Linked DNA regions of Homo sapiens: region 1 is linked to region 2. A link is an interaction called in ENCODE POLR2A ChIA-PET data of the cell type or tissue named here. Cell type or tissue: MCF 10A. All regions are shown on one strand. Links, peaks and the distances in the headings refer to the core of each region. The heading gives the core; the rest is flanking DNA. Region 1 holds the start of LOC124905122 (a long non-coding RNA gene). Region 2 overlaps MRTFA (myocardin related transcription factor A).

What was found. Peaks named below come from ENCODE experiments on the same cell type or tissue, not always from the same donor. Only the 100,000 strongest peaks of a DNase experiment are listed, where the experiment ranks them.
Region 1: POLR2A ChIA-PET joins it to region 2 with 28 read pairs; 12 of 35 experiments call an interaction of 5 or more read pairs at or near these places.

The regions. Positions count from the first base shown.
Region 1 is chr22:40,648,356-40,656,709 of GRCh38, reverse strand. It overlaps LOC124905122 (a long non-coding RNA gene), which reads right to left and starts at 4,862. Exons shown (of 2, transcript XR_007068108.1): 1 at 4,740-4,862; 2 at 1,939-4,031. RefSeq lists a cis regulatory region at 1,754-2,128 and enhancers at 4,311-4,410, 3,892-5,091. In MCF 10A, for the core only: no CTCF peak of the experiment used is centred there; DNase peaks (open chromatin) are centred at 3,849, 4,529 and 4,889.
Region 2 is chr22:40,482,197-40,490,550 of GRCh38, reverse strand. The region is part of intron 3 of MRTFA (myocardin related transcription factor A); the gene reads left to right. Among named protein-coding and RNA genes, the nearest start is that of MRTFA-AS1, 35 kb to the left of the region's middle. In MCF 10A, for the core only: a CTCF peak has its summit at 2,712 (motif pointing right); DNase peaks (open chromatin) are centred at 4,240 and 4,520.

The sequences.
Region 1 (8,354 bases), core at 222-8,221, 170 kb before region 2:
TTGAACCTGGGAGGCAGAAGTTGCAGTAAGCTGAGATCGCGCCATTGCACTCCAGCCTAGGCAACAAGAGCAAAACTCCATCTCAAAAAAAGTAAATAAATAAAAATATCTCAAAATGGATCACAGACCTAATTGTAAGAACGAAAACTATAAAACTCTTAGAAGAAAGTGCAGCAGTAAACCTTGGGTAAGGCAAAGACTTCTTAGATTGACACCAAAAGCACAAGCAAGAGTAGAAAAAATAATAGATAAATTAGACTTAATAATGATTTTAAAATTTTATGGGTTTTTTCCCCTTTTTTTCTTTTTTTTTTTTCTGAGACAGGGTCTCATTCTTTTGGTCAGACTAGGGTGCAGTGGTGCGATCACAACTCACTGCAGTTTCAACCTGCCGGACTCAAGGCTGCAGTGATCCTTCAGCCTTGACTTCCTGAGTACCTGGGACTACAGGCATGCACCACCACACCCAGCTAATTTTTAAAATTTTGTAGAGATGGAGGTCTTGCTATGTTGCCCAATCTGGCCTCAAGCAATCCTCCCACCTGGGCCTCCCAAAGTGCTGGGATTACAGGCATGAGCTACTGCTTCCTACCAACTTGTGTGCTTTAAAGGACACCATCAAGAGAGTGTAAACAGCTGGGTGCGGTGGCTCACGCCTGTAATCCCAACACTTTAGGAGGATGAGGTGGGAGGATGTATTAGTCCATTCTCATTCTGTTATGAAGAAATACCTGAGACTGGGTAATTTATAAAGGAAAGAGGTTTCATTGACTCACAGCGATCCTCTCATCTCAGCCTTCCAAGTAGCTGGGACTACGGGTGCACATCACCATGAATTGTCCATTTTAAAACGATGTATTTTTATTGTATGTGAATTATATTTCAACAAATGTGGTGTTTTGTCTTTTGGGTGTTTTTTTTTTTTTTGAGACAGGGTCTCACTCTGTTTCCCAGGCCACAGTACAGTGGTATAATCAGCTCACTGCAGCCTTGAACTCTTGGAAGCAAGAGATCCACCCACCCCAGCCTCCAGAGTAGCTAGGACTACAGGTGTACACTACCAAACCTGGCTAATTTTTTTTTTGTAAAAGAAACACAAAGTCTTGCTGTGTTGCCTGGGCTGCACAGCTTGGGCTGGTCTCAAACTCCCGGACTCCAGTGATCCTTCCGCTTCGGCCTCCCAAAGTGCTGGGATTACAGGCATGTGCCACTATGCCCAGCCAACAAATCTGTGTTTTGTTTTTGTGAGATGGGGTCTCACTCTGTCACTCAGGTTGGAGTGCAGTGGCGCAATCTCAGCTCATTCCAACCTCCACCTCCCAGGCTCAAGTGATCCTCCCACTTCAGCCTTCCCAGTGGCTGGAACCACAGGTATGCACCACAAGGCCCGGCTAACTTTTTGTATTTTTTGCTAGAGATAGGGTTTTGTCCAGGTTGGTCTCGAACTCCTGAGCTCAGGCAATTCACCTGCCTCAGCCTCCCAAAGTGCTGGGATTACAGGCATGAGCCACCGTACCCAGCCAGCAAATCTGTTTTTAAAAGGTATGGGGGAGGAGGGCTGTGGACAGAGGAAGCACTTAGAAATGCAGTCTCCACTCCGGTCCCTGGGGCAAATGGCCGACTCTGGACATTAGTTTCCTACTCCTTGTCTCTTTTCACTCTGCTTCCTGGAAGCGACATCCAGTTACACCTTGCTGCTGACCATTTGGCAGGCCACTGGGAACTACGTTGAACATGCTTTGCAGAGAGGTGCTTCCTGGGGACACCCTCTGAACTGCAGTGTGAAGATGGGTTTCAGCAGGTTTTGCTGACATCGGAATCAGTAACTTGGATGAGTGCACTCCTTGGCTCTTCCACTGACTTGCTGTGTCATGCAGTAAGTCCCCTGATCTGCTCGGTGCCAAATGGTAATTGGAGTAAAATGAGCCTGCCTTGGGATACTCTTTGCCGTGGGTTTTATTTTTTTGAGACAACCTTATAGTAACTAACATTTGTACAGCCTTTTACACACGTGCCTTATCTCAGCTGATCCTGTGAGGCAGATATGATCCCTAGTGACAGATGTGGGGACTGCGGAGCAGAGAGTTGGGCAGCTTTCCCAGAACAATCCAGCCGGCACGGTGCAGCCAGGCCCCAAGCCCAGGCCTTCCACTCTTCTGACTCCAAATTCTGTGCTCATTCCTCTCCACAGGGCTCCCTTGTGATGAGACTTTCTTCCTATCCTACTTCCAAAATGCTGATGTTACTGAGCTCTGAGTTACTATATAACTCTTATCTTAAAAAAAGGAAAACAAAACCAAAATGCCAACGTCAAGGAAATCGCCACACTTCAGTTGGTCTCAACCCTTGTATTTTTAGCCCTTAGAGACAGCCCCTCTGTGGCCTACCCTCTTCGGCCTTTTGCCCAGTGGTGGTCAGTCCCTTCCCACTTCAGTTCTGCAGCATCTGGGTCCTGATTTCACGCACAACTGTTTGCAGAAAAAACTGAGGTGGGGTGAAAGGAAAATCCGGTTCTTTTAGAACTCCTGTTTTTGTTGAGCACACGTGACCCTTCAGGGTCAGGCCTCTTCTCTCACCACCACCTCCTGCTTCCCCCCATACCCCGTGTTACCCTTAAACATCTTAGGGTTTCCAGAAAGGGCTGTGTGCTCCTGTAACTTCTGCACATGTCGACCCCTCGGGCCATTTTTTTTTTTTTTTAAGACAGAGTCTCATGCTGTCGTGCAGGCGGGAGTGCAGTGGTACAATCTTGGCTCACTGCAACCTCTGCCTCCTGGGTTCAAGCAATTCTCCTGCCTCAGCCTCCCGAGTAGCTGGGACTACAGGCACGCACCACCATGCCCCAGCTAATTTTTATATTTTTAGGAGAGACGGGGTTTCACCATGTTGTCCAGGCTGGTCTCAAACTCCTGACCTCATGATCCACCCGCCTCGGCCTCCCAAAGTGCTGGGATTACAGGCGTGAGCCACTGCGCCCGGCCCCCCTCGGACCTTTCTTCTCTTGGCCGCCTCCTCAGCTGTTCTTCACAATGCAGCAGAATGACCTTCTGGAAGCTCCCTGCCCTCGGCTCCCTACTCTCTGCTCCCTACCCTGTCCTCCATCAAACAGCTAGTGTGGCCATACTGCAGCAGATGCTGCTGGTGCCTCCCCAGGTCGCTTTACCAGGCTGCTCACCGGTCCTCCAGCTGCTGCAAGTCTTGGGTCTACAGACTCGCAGCTGCCCCCCACCTGTCCCCTTATGTGGAGGGGCCCTTGGCTGACAAGCACCCACCACCTCACCTATCAGCCCCATCCAAAGCCTGAAAGGAGGCAGACAAGGCCATTCTCTTTGCCTCTAAGGGGGCCACTCTGCTTGGAGCCCACTCCTCTAACCCAGGCCAAGGCTAGACCTGAGCCCAGCTCAGCAATTTCTCCTTCAATACCTGCTTTCCTTCCCCCTTCCCCCTTCTCCCCTGCCCTCCCCCTCTTTTCTTTTTTTGAGGGGGAGTTTTGCTCTTGTCACCCAGGCTGGAGTGCAGTGGCCAATCTCAGCTCATTGCAACCTCTGCCTCCCGGGTTCAAGTGCTTCTCCTCCCTCAGCCTCCCGAGTAGCTGGGATTACAGGCACCTACTGCCACGCCTGGCTAATTTTTGCATTTTTAGAAGAGGCAGGGTTTCACCATGTTGACCAAGCTGATCTCGAACACCTGACCTCAGGTGATCCGCCCACCTTGGTCTCCCAAAGTGCTGGGATTACAGGCGTGAGCCACCGCACCCAGCCCTTACAGGCATCTTCCTTCAACAAACCTCAATAACCAGACCCCTGCTTCGGGCTAAGGCGCTAGCACATTCCATGGTGATTAACCATTTTTCTTATTGTCTCCAGACTAGACTCTGAGCACCCGGAAGGCAGGAAGGTTGCCCACACCTCCCAGGTGGGGGCCTGGCACAGAGCAGGTTCTCCGCGTTGAACTCTCAAGCTTCCGGGTGGTTCTGCACAGCTCCCCTTGCCTTTCTTTCTCTACCACCATTTCTTCTCCTCTCCTCTCCCCTAGAAGGGCAGAGATCCGTTTGTCAAGGCTAAGTTTGGGGTGCGGTGGGAAGGGCAGGAGGTAGAGCTGGCCAACCTTCCAATCCCCGGCCCTCCTGCCCGACCCCACCAACCCCGTCCTGCCTCATGGAACTTAGGTTTGAAACACAGGGACGAACCGGAGGATGGCCTGCCAGCCGCAGGGCAGGCCACAGCGGAGCCCTGGGGCGCTCCCCGGTGCTGGGGTGTGGGGAGGTGGCAGCTGTGTGCCCCATCCCGGGAACAGGCTGCACGGGCCCGCGTGCAGAGAGCCCACCCCGGGACCAGGCTGCACGGGCCCGCAGACAGCATCACAGCCTGGGCTGGCAGCCTTTTCCAAGGGCTGCTCTTGACTTCCGCCTCCCTCTCCCGTCACTTCATCAACACTCTAGGAACCATGGTGAGCCCACGCTTCTTCATTCATTCCCGCCCACTCACAGCACAAGCCCACGTCACAGGAGGCATGACTCGCCTCAGAGGCTGATTAGCTTTCCAGGCAGCATCCAGCTCACGCAGGCGCTGAGTCAGTGCCGCCGAAGCCTGGCCAGGAGGGAGGTGACTCAAGCCCGAAACTGTGGGTCTCCTCCCCTCCAGCCCTGCCAAGCAGCCAGCGGCCGGGAGAAGCCACCAGGGGCCAGGCCCTGGGCTAATGCTCTGGGTGCTAAGCCCTCCTAAGTCCCCACACCCCACCTGTAAGGCACGTATGTGGTGCCAGCTGCCCCGCAGTCTCTCTCCCCATTTCCCGGGTGAAGACCCAACAACCCCCGGGCTTCCAGCCGGGCTCCACAGCATGGGGCGGAGGCAGTAGTAACTGACCCGGATGTGGCCATGTTGATTGGCTCAGGGCTGGGCATGTGATCTGTTGGAGCCAATGAGAGGCATTGAGACTCAGGCTAAAATATCTGGGACAAAGCCTCTCATCGTTTTTTTCACTGGACTCAAAACTCCAGGGGTGCTAGAGCTGGAGCTGGAGCTGCTGGCTCCAGCTTGCCAGCATGTGAAACCTGCCACTGACACCAACCCTGCGGAAAAGAAAGAGAAATGGCAGGAAACTGAGTCCTGGTTATATTCTGGAGTCCTGAATCCAGCCATACCTGAAACTGTTATACTACAGGGACTTTTGGAATTTCCTGGCTTAATGCAGTCCTTTTGCTTAAGTTAGTCTGTTTCCTGTCACTTGCAGTTGTAAGAATTCTAATCAGTACCAGCATTTGCTACCACATTTAACTAATCCTAAAACATGATTTTTTTTCATTTTAATGGAATCATCATTGCTTGCAAATTTGATAAATTAAACATAGCTGTTCATATTGTCTTAACTTCAGCTGAGTTAGGTGCAGTGTTGGTGCTGCGTGTACTGAATTGAGGGCTATTTAAAATGTCTTCAAAAAATTATATAGTGACTCAGCATTTGGATAAAAAGTGATTATGTAGAGAGAAAGGCAAGGACACTGAGCTATAGGGAATGAGCTTAATATTAGTGAAACAACTTTTCTCTTTGGAGAAACAACTGCTCTTTCCTGACAAGGCAACATGCAAGTGCTTTGTAAAACCGAATACAGGAAGATACCCACAAGTAGAATTTGTGTTACATTTTGCTCCTGAGATATGGATAAAAAGATTGACTATGTATCATACACCAAGCAATGCAACTGAAGGCAGGAGAAATTGTGGAATCTCACAAAACAGGTGAGAGGAATACAAAGTAACAAGTTACTGTGACTAATTTGTGACTTTGTGCAGAGCTACCGTTAAGACACTGCACTGTTGGCCGGGCGCGGTGGCTCACGCTTGTAATCCCAGCACTTTGGGAGGCCGAGGCGGGCGGATCACGAGGTCAGGAGATCGAGACCATCCTGGCTAACACGGTGAAACCCCGTCTCTACTAAAAATACAAAAAATTGGCCGGGCGTGGTGGCGGGCGCCTGTAGTCCCAGCTACTTGGGAGGCTGGGGCGGAAGAGTGGTGTGAACCCGGGAAGCGGAGCTTGCAGTGAGCCGAGATTGCAACACTGCACTCCAGCCTGGGTGACAGCCCTTGCTGGACCCACAGAGAGCTGACCAGCCACAACTAAGCAGGGCATTGTAGCTAAGAGGCTGGACTATGGCACTGGATGGTCTGTGTTCCAATCACAGCTCTACCATTTACTGCCTGTTTGAGCTCAGCTAAATTACTTAACCTTAATCTATAACCATCAGAATGCATTATCACTCGCATTTTGCAAAAGTGCCCTTAAAGTCACCTGCACTGGGCGCAGTGGCTCACTCCTGTAATCCCAGCACTTTGGGAGGCTGAGGTGGGTGGATCACCTGAGGTCAGGAGTTCGAGACCAGCCTGGCCAACATGGTGAAATGCCGTCTGTAAAAATACAAAAATTAGCAAGGCATGGTGGCACACACCTGTAATCCCAGCTACTCAGGAGGCTGAAGCATGAGACTTGCTTGAACCCTGGAAGCAGAGGTTCCAGCGATCAGAGATGGCACCACTGCACTCCAGCCTGGGCAACAGAGTGAGAAGTGAGACTCTGCCTCAAAAAAAAAAAAAAAAAAAAAATCCCTTGCTCAAAGTCACAAGCTGACTTTGAACATTATGGACCTAATCATTACATCTCATCCATACTGGGTTCCTACTGGTCAAGAGGAGTGGAGAACTGGGGACATCTGTACATCCCTGCTCTGCTCCTAAGCACTCTGGCCTAGACTGGCTGAGCGGAGGTAGAATCAAGTGGTTACAATGGCCTGGCCTTCAATGATATTTGCTGTCACACTGTTTCAGTTCACTAGCTTGGGCCTAAAGAGAGATCCCCTGCTCCCCATAAATCTTTATGTCTACTGTTTGAGTAGTGCCAGTAGGTCATGCCTTGGGTTGTAGTTTTTCCTTCTCTAGGTATTTTATTTATTTATTTATTTATTTATTATTAAATAATTGGGGGGGAGGGGGGCTCAACTCCTCCCCAAAGTGGGTTTATCAAGGATTTTTTTTTTTTTTTTTTGAGACATGGTCTCACTCTGTCATCCAGGCTGGAGTGCAATGGAGCAGTCTCAGCTCACTGCAGCCTCTGCTTCCCAGGCTCAGGTGATCCTCTCACCTCAGCTACCCAAGTACCTAGGACCACAGGTGCGTGCCACCGTGCTCGGCTAATTTTTAAATTTTTTGTAGAGATCGTGTCTTGCTATGTTTCCCAGGCTGGTCTCAAACTCCTGGGTTCAAGAGATCCTCCCGCCTTGGGCTCCCAAAGTGCTAGGATTACAGGTATGAGCCACTGCACTGGGCCAAAGAATTTTTTTTTTTCTGAATAAATAAACAATGCTTCCTCTGAAGGGAGTTCCAGTGAACACAATTTTCTCCATCTCATTACAATGAGGTTTAGGCCACAGCTATAAGTTCTCTGTTGTCATTCTCTGTATTCACCCCAACACTCCGTAAAGTGTGGGACACACCACGGTGTGGGAAAATAGAGACCCAAGATGAGAAAGGAAAGCAAGTACCTCTGGCCTGGTGTTGTGGGAAGGAAGAAGCACACCTTGAGGGGACAGGCCAGGGGTCCAGGTACTGACCCACACCAAAGCACAGCGTGGTCCCAAGCAGCTGGGAGTGAGGGGACGCACGTAGACAGTGAAGACCCAGGATAGACGGGAAAGGAACTTCTACTTTTCTTTCCTTTTTTTTTTTTTTTTTTTTTTGAGACAGAGTCTTGCTCTGTCGCCCAGGCTAGAGTGCAATGGCGCGATCTCGGCTCATTGCAGCCTTCACCTCCCAGGGTTCAAGCGATTCTCCTGCCTCAGCCTCCAGAGTAGCTAGGATTACAGGCACACGCCACCATGCCTGGCTAATTTTTGTATTTTTAGTAGAGACGAAGTTTCACCATGTTGGCCAGGCTGGTCTCGAACTCCTCACCTCATGATCTGCCCACCTCAGCCACCCAGAGTACTGGGATTACAGACATAAGCCACCGCGCCCAGCTAGAACTTCCACTTTTTCACTGCATGTCAGTGACCGCTGAGCCCCGCAGCGGTGCAAGGGCAGGTGTTGACTTGCGATCTGTATGGTTACTCCTAATTTACAGGTGACGAGATTGAAACTCAGGGACACAGTCTATTTCCTAAGGTCACATGGCTCGGGGCAGAGCCAGGCTTTGAAACCACACCTGCTTTTCCACTGAGTTGCTCTGCCCCTCTTCTCTGTGAGTTTCTTGTAAGGTATTTGTTGTATGACTGCTATCATGAGGCACATTTTATTCACCTGTCGGGAGCTGGTACCATTAGTGTAATATAATCATTCAGTTTGACTCTCATCAGTGTTTTT
Region 2 (8,354 bases), core at 245-8,244:
CCCTGCTCACTGCAAGCTCCGCCTCCTGGGTTAATACCATTCTCCTGCTTCAGCCTCCCGAGTAGCTGGGACTACAGGTACCCACCACCATGCCCAGGTAGTTTTTTGTATTTTTAGCAGAGACAGGGTTTCACGTATTAGCCAGGATGGTCTTGATCTCCTGACCTCATGATCCGCCGGCCTTGGCCTCCCAAAGTGCTAGGATTACAGGCGTGAGCCATCGCGCCCAGCTGAGAATAGTTTTAAGAATTGGTTGAGAGGCAGTTGCTTTTTCTTTGAATATCTAGAACTGTTCTGGACTAACGTCAAAGAAACACCATGGCAACATTAAAGGGAAGATTATTTGAGAGGCGGGGGATAGTATGGCTTAGGACTTGGGCTGCTACCTTTGACTTTGTAATTCAAAAGATTGTAATGTTCCATATTTTCAATCTGATCATTAAAAATATCTGTGTTACATGCAAAAAAAACCTATAGGCAATAGAGATTCAGGCTTGTGATAAGTAGGATCAGAATGGTAATGTTAGATAACTACCCTAAGCAATTAACTACACTTTTCTGATTTTTTTTTTTTTTTTTGCGACAGAGTCATGCTTTGTCTCCCAGACTGGAGTGCAGTGGCGCGATCTCTGCCCACTGCAACCTCTGCCTTCAAGCGATTCTCTTGCCTCAGCCTCCCGAGTAGCAGGGATTACAGGTGCTCGCCACCACACCTGGCTAATTTTTGAATTTTTAATAGAGACAGGATTTCACCATGTTAGCCAGGCTGGTCTCGAACTCCTGACCTCAAGTGATCCACTCGCCTTGGCTTCCCAGAGTGCTGGGATTATAGGAGTGAGCCACCATGCCCGGCTACTTTGCTGATTTTATAGTGTGCTTAGAACCTTTCATTTAGAATTCTGTATATTGACTCAGTCTTGAAAGGACTCAAATTATGGGCTGGGTGCAGTGGCTCATGCCTGTAATCCCAACACTTGGGGAGGCTGAGTCTGGGAGGGTCACTTTAGCCCAGCATTTCGAGACCAGGCTGGGCTTCAAAGTGAGACCCTGTCTCTAGAAAAAAAAAAATGAAAAAATTAGCTGGGCATGGTGGTGTACACCTGTGGTCCCAGCTACACAGGAGGCTAGAACCATGTTCACGACACTGCACTCCAGCCTGGGCGACAGAACGAGACTCCGTCTCCATAAAAAAAAAAAAAAAATTTGAAATTATGTCTTCTACAGATACACATTATTTTTTTAATTGCTGTCATTTTGTAAACTGCACAAGAGAAACAGATTTTGCCTCAAATGGTAAAAGTATTAAGAATATCTGATGTCCCTGCTTTTGGGCTGAAGCAGGTGTTCGAGGGACAAAGATCATTCTTCCTTGTAATACTCAAAGATACCCAGTGAAAATGATTGTGTCTTGTGTTTTATTATTATAAATTCTTAATATTTTCTTTTTTTATAGCTTTATTTTCCTTATTAATAGACTTTGGCATCAATCACATCTGCATGAATTTTTTTTCAGGACTGAGCCATCATGAAACGTTGGTGTTTTATGATTTTATACAACCTCTGATACAATATGAATGATGTTAGATCTATGAAAGATCTAACATCAATCAGTATTGGTATTGATATAACACAATATGTTAGCCACAAGTCAAATGTACCCATTGAGATTTGAAATGTGGCTAAAGCAGTGAGGAGCTGAATTATTATTACTTTTTTTGAGACGGAGTTTTGCTCTTGTTGCCCAGGCTGGAGTGCAGTGGCGCCATCTTGGCTCACTGCAACTTCCATGTCCAGGGTTTAAGTGATTCTCCTGCCTCAGCTTCCTGAGTAGCTGGGATTACAGGCGCCCGCCACCATGCCTGGCTAATTTTTCGTATTTTTAGTAGAGACAGGGTTTCACCACGTTAGCCAGGCTGGTCTCGAACTCCTGACCTCAGTTGATCCGCCCGCCTTGGCCTCTCAAAGAGCTGGGAGGATTACAGGCATGAGCCACTGCACCCGGCTGAATTTTTAATTTAATTAAAAAAAAAGAGAGAGATGGAGTCTCACCGTGTCGCCCAGGCTGGACTCAAACTCTGGGCTCAATTCTGTCAGCCTCCCCAAGTAGCTGGGACATGTGCTGCTAATTTTATTTGATTTTAATTAAATTTAAATAGCATGTGTGGCTAGTGGCTGCCATGTCTGATAGCACAGTTCTAGACCCTTCACAGTCTGACCCTAGTCAGCCTTCCTTCTGTTACTCTTTTTCACAAACGTAATGCTCCAGCTAAACTGGGGAGTGTTGGCTGTGACCTTAACCTTGTAGATTTCCTACCTCCAAGTCCTAGCTCATGTTGTTCATCTCTAGTTTATGAAGGCCTTCAGATAGCTTATATGCTGTTGCCCTGTGAAGCTTACCTAATCCCTTTTGTACTCTAGTAATGTATTATCTGCAAACTCTTAAAGCACTTGTAACGCTATCTCTGATTGTAGTGATTTGTTTTTCATTTCTCATATTCTCTATTATATTTATAGATTCCTCAAGGGGCTTATGTGGTTTTGATGGTTGTATGTGTGTGATAGGTTTAAGTTTTTCTTTCTTCTTTTTTTCTCCACGGTGTCTAGCAAAGCATTTTTATACATGGTAGGTGGTTCATATGCATTAGGTGAGTTAATCTACTGAGATTGCTGATTGTTACTGTGCTTCCTGGCACTAGAGGGCAGTATCATATCCATAAGCAAAATGAGGTATTTATCCCAAAGTGACAGATACATTTTGAGCACTCTGTCCTAATTCAGTTTTATTCAGTCTCATTAACGATTCTGGCCTCCAGAAGGAACTCACATCTGTTCATTGTCAGTGATATTAATAAATAACCTTTTTCTATAAATATCTTGATTAGATTCAGTGTATGTTGGACCAGGAGATAGTGAGATTCTTTCTGAGAAGAAACTTGGTACATCTGAGAAACACCAGTCAAGGCATTAGGTGTCAGAGATTAATTCCTTGAGGGCAGAAGCCTTTTTGTGGTAGGCAGCTAATATCCCAGTAGTGGTCTGGTAGTCAAGAACCCAAAGTTCTTGGTTTGATCTTGCCAATGGTGAACTTGGCTAAGTTGCTCTAAGCTTGGCACACTAGTTCTTCTCATTGTGTAGTAGTGGGTATAATGACTAATGACTCCAGTTCTGGCTCATAGGGTCAAATGAGATACGTATGAAAGTAGCTTTGTAAAGTATTATATAAATGTATAGTGGTGTTTTCCTTCTCAGTTCCTATGTCATACTTAGTACCAACGCATACACAAAATAAGTGATTACTTATAAATATTTATGACATTAATTTGAAAATTTTAGGTAAGGGATATACTGTGGTAAAGGCTGTACTCACCAAGGCTGCATACACTGAGAGGTGATTATAGTCACAATAGTGGTTAACATATATCCTGTCCTTAGATGTTATTTAGCCTCAGAGTGAACTGTGTGATACACACACAAACACACACAAGTATATATGAAGTTTACACTCTTTTGTTAGTCTCTTGTGTAGTGAATTTATTTTTGTACACCTGCTACCCTTCTCTTTTGTTTGTTTTTGTTTTTTGAGACAGTCTTGCTTTGTCACCCAGGCTGGATTGCAGTGATGCAACCTTGGCCCACTGCAGCCTTGACCCCCTAGGCTCAAGTGATCCTCCCGCCTTAGTCCCCCAAGTAGCTGGGACCACAGGCAAGTGCCACCATGCCCAGCTAATTTTTTTGTAGAGATGGGGTTTTGCCGTGTTGCCCAGGCTGTCTGAGATCAAGTGATCCACCAGCCTCAGCCTCCCAAAGTGCTAGGATTAGAGGCGTGAGCCACACTGCACCCGGCTCCCTGTACCCTTCTTAATACGAACTTAAAGTGTTCGTAATGAGCCAACCGTTGTAAGGTTTTTGGACTTCTTATAAAAAGCCAGATTCAAATACAGTTGTTTAGACAAAAATGTCTTAGTATGGAAATATGCATGAGCATATTTTCCTGCCAGATTTGTGGTTAGAAAAGAAGCAAATTTTCCTCCTAGAGTGGAAGGAAGAAAAAAACAATAAAGAAAAGAAGCAAGCTATTCAAGAAGAAGGTAGTATAGTGGTAGCTTTTTGTTGAGACCAGTCACCAGCCTGGAACTTTCTTTAGTAAGTAATTAGATTCATTGAATAAAATGTTCAACCGAGCTTGGTGCAATCTCATAGTTACAAAACACTCTTGCCAAAGAAAGTTGCAGTCTTAATATCCGTAATCGAATCATTTCCTGTTCGGGCTTGCAGGTGGGGAACAATCTGAAACTGCAGTCCTATAAGATTAGTTATAAAGAAAACGCCTTGGTGGGAGAAGCCTTGATGATAATATTGAATAGACAGCCTAACAAGTGTGGGGATGAAGAAGGTACACCAGGATCCTGGGACTAACCAGATTTAAAGGCGTAAGTCGGGATCTGCAAGCCCACTCCCTTGGGGTGATCTGAATAAAGCTACTCTAGGGCATTCAGGTATGTGCTGAACACACTCGGGCAGTGGGCCAGGCAGATGGCTCATTCCTGCACCGACCTTCGAAGGCCTGCCAGGTTGAAAAGCTACCACTGGGGAGGCATGGCTGTGCTCTAGCAAGAACAAGAACATGCATTTCATGTAGCATTTGGTCCTTCCCAGTTGAGGGAGATGCCTTAGGACTACGTTAATCTCTGAGTCCACTTAGGGCTTGGGATGTATTCTCACAGCCCTTGCTCCTCCTCCATCTTAGAGTTTATTTTTACCATCATTGCAACCTCCTCTAAGTGATTCTTCCAGACCCATAGTTAGCCTTTGAGATTCCGCAGTTCTCCTCCCTACTCTTCCCCACCATGTCTTCATTGAGACCCACATTTTTAGGTTTGACTAAACCTTCCATCTAGGAATAGGTAGGAGGCTAAGCAATTTAGGCCGCATTCATGTATCCTGTCATTTGCTTCACTGCATCTTCTTGGCTGTGGTAAAGGAAATTTAGGTGTGATACACTCCTTAGGCTTCCCTGCCCTGCCCCCCTTTCCTTTTGCCCTTTTGATTTTTTTTAATCTGATACTCAGGCTCTCCTCCCGCCTTCACACACCATTGGAGTCTCCTAAGCTATTTCTGTCAGTTTAATGATCCCCAGCTGTTGCCACAGTTCAGGCTGTTTTCATGCCCAGGAGAAGCATCGAAGAGGCAGAGGAAAAGGGGTCTTGTTTGTTGTCTGTCCCACAGTGTGTAAAACAAATCAAATTCATTTTTCTGAAACTACTAGTGAGATTCCTTAGGGATGGATGTTAATACTGGGATGATTTGAAAATCAGGAGGAGGAAAAGTACATGGTAGTATCAGGGACATTTTTAAAATAAGCATTCTGCTGATAGGTGTGGCACTCTGCATCACTCAGAATTATGCTAGAAAATTGAGGTATGTGGTATGGAGGAATTATTTGATCACTTTGCATTCTTTTAGATTTTTTTTTTTTTTTTGAGACGGAGTCTCACTATGTTGCCAGGCTGGAGTGCAGTGGCGCAATCTCCTCTCACTGCAACCTCCTACTCCCAGATGCAAGCGATTCTCCTGCCTCAGCCTCCTGAGTAGCTGGGATTTACAGGCACGTGCCACCATGCCCAGCTAATCTTTGTATTTTTAGTAGAGACGGGGTTTCACCATGTTGGCCAGGATGGTCTCGATCTCCTGACCTCGTGATCCGCCTGCGTCGGCCTCCTAAAGTGCTGGGATTACAGGTGTGAGCCACCGCACCCGCCTCTACTTTTAGATTTTGAGCTGGAATTTCCCTTCTACTCATGTATGTTGAAGGAGTATCTAAATTAAAAGAATTCTGTAATAGGAAATATATGGAAATTGTTTCTGAAGTATCCAGAAAAGGCATTTATTTAAGTTCTGCTTTAACTTAATGCAGGTTTGTTTCGTAAAATTTTGTGCAAAACCTGCAGTAGTGAAATGTTCCATTTGCAAATTCAACCACACAGACTTCAGGAAATACAAAGTTGCGGTACTTATAACATGAACTCTTCTACAGTTACACCTACCTTTGCTTTTGAAAAGTCTTTACTAAACCTGGGGGATGTGGAGTGGGAAAATCCTACAGTAGTTAAATGGGCTCCTAATGTATTATAATGATCTGGCTTCTCCTTTATGTGTTTGATCTTGAGAATTTTAACCCATTCCAACAAGTTTAGCTGATTTGTAGCTTTTACGCTCAGACACTACATGAAGTTTAATTTTATGGATTTCTTTCTTCCACAGAGAAGACAAATTTTGCTGCAGACTTTATCAAATTTTATTTTTAAATTTTTATCTTTTTGAGTCAAATAGCTAAAATTTTACATCATTTAGGACTGAAGAGTGAGAATTTACTGTTTTTTTTTTCTTTATCCATAGAAAACTTGATACATAAACATTTGAATAAGCTTCAGATTGTTTGTCTATCTAATTATCTATCTATCTATAACCCAACCCATATGGTCTAATTTTTAATCACCTTTCTATTCCCTACTGCTTCCCATAGAAAAGGGCCAGGTGTAGTGCCTCATGCCCAATCCCAGCAAAGCCTGTAATCCCAACATTTTGGGAGGTTGAGGTGAGCGGATCACTTGAGTCCAGGAGTTTGAGACCAGCCTGAGCAACATGGTGAAACACCATCTCTACAAAAACAAACCCCCAAAAAGCAAAAATTGGTCAAGCATGCTACTGTGCGTCTGTAGTCCCGATTACTCAGGAGGCTGAGGTGGGAGGACTGATTGAGTCCGGGAGGTCAAGGCTGCAGTGAGCCATGATCGCACCACTGTACTCCATCCTGGCGACAGAATGAGACCTATCTTTTTATTTTAATTTTAATTTTTTTTTTTTTATTGAGACAGTCTCACTCTGTCACCCAGGCTGGAGTGCAGTGGCACTATCTCGGCTCACTGCCAGCTCTGCCTCCTGGGTTCATGCCATTCTCCTGCCTCAGCCTCCCGAGTAGCTGGGACTACAGGCGCCCCCCACCACACCCGGCTACTTTTTTGTATTTTTAGTAGAGATGGGGTTTCACCATGTTAGCCAGGTTGGTCTTGATCTCCTGACCTCGTGATCCACTCGCCTCGGCCTCCCAAAGTGCTGGGATTACAGGCGTGAGCCATTGCGCCTGGCTGAGACCCTATCTTAAAAAAAAAAAAAAAAAATTACTTTAGGTCTGTCATAGTAGCTCACGCCTGTGATTCCAGCACTTTGGGAGACTGAAGCAGGAGGATTGCTTGAGACCAGGAGTTTGAAACCAACCTGGGCAATATAGTGAGACCCCATCTCTACAAAAAAATTTTTTTAAAATTAGCCAGACGTGGTGGAGAGCGCCTGCAGTCCTAGCTATTTGGGAGGCTGAGGTGGAAGAATCACTTGAGCCCAGAAGTTTGAGATTACAGTGAGCTGTGATCCTGCACCACTGCATTCCAGCCTCGGCAAGAGAGTGAGATCCTGTCTCTGTGTTTTGTTTTTTTGAGACGGGCTCACTCTTGTTCAGGCTGGAGTGCCGTGGCACAGTGGTGGCTCACTGCAGTCTGGGTCAACAGGCATACACTACAGGCACACACAACCAGATGTTGTCTCCCTGTGTTGCCCAGGTTGGTCTCCAACTCCAGCTCTCAAGTAATCCTCCCACCTTGACCCCCACAAAGTGCTGGGATTATAGGCACAACCCACTGTCCCTGGCCTAATTTAATTTTAAGGAAAACAATTTTTTGTCACTTTTGGTTTGCTCTAGAATGACTACCCTATTCCAAGTTTTGAATCTGTACAACAAAGTTGGGTGCAGAATGTCAGCATCAGTGATACCAGCAGGGATTAGCAAATGAGATTCAAGGCTGCCCATATTTTCTCAGTGAATGGGCAGAACTAATGCAATAAGGAAAATGCTGTTCTTGGTGCCTTTAACTTTGGAAGGGAGTGTTCAGATGGCCCTACCTAAAAGTGCTAAAGGAAGCACATTCCTAGTTTATCTCCACCCTGTTCAGGCATCTGGTGCAAGTGCATGCTATGCCCAGATCTTACATGATGGAGTTGGTTGCACATTGCTTTATAGATCCTCAGGAAAGAGACTGATGACATTGAAGTAATTGGCACTTTGAGATCTGTTTGCCACCATTAGAATAGGAGGTCACCTCAAGGGGGGAGATGAGCAGCTACCCAAAATGAAGTGGTGAGCTTCAGATTTTTGAGGATGTGGGGAATAATATTTATTTATAGTTATTAATATTTTTATTATGACTGTGGCATAAATGTGATATAGTAGAAAAAGCACAAGCTTTGATATCAGGCCAACCTGTGTTTGAACTCTGGCTCTACCTGTTACCACTTGTGCAGCT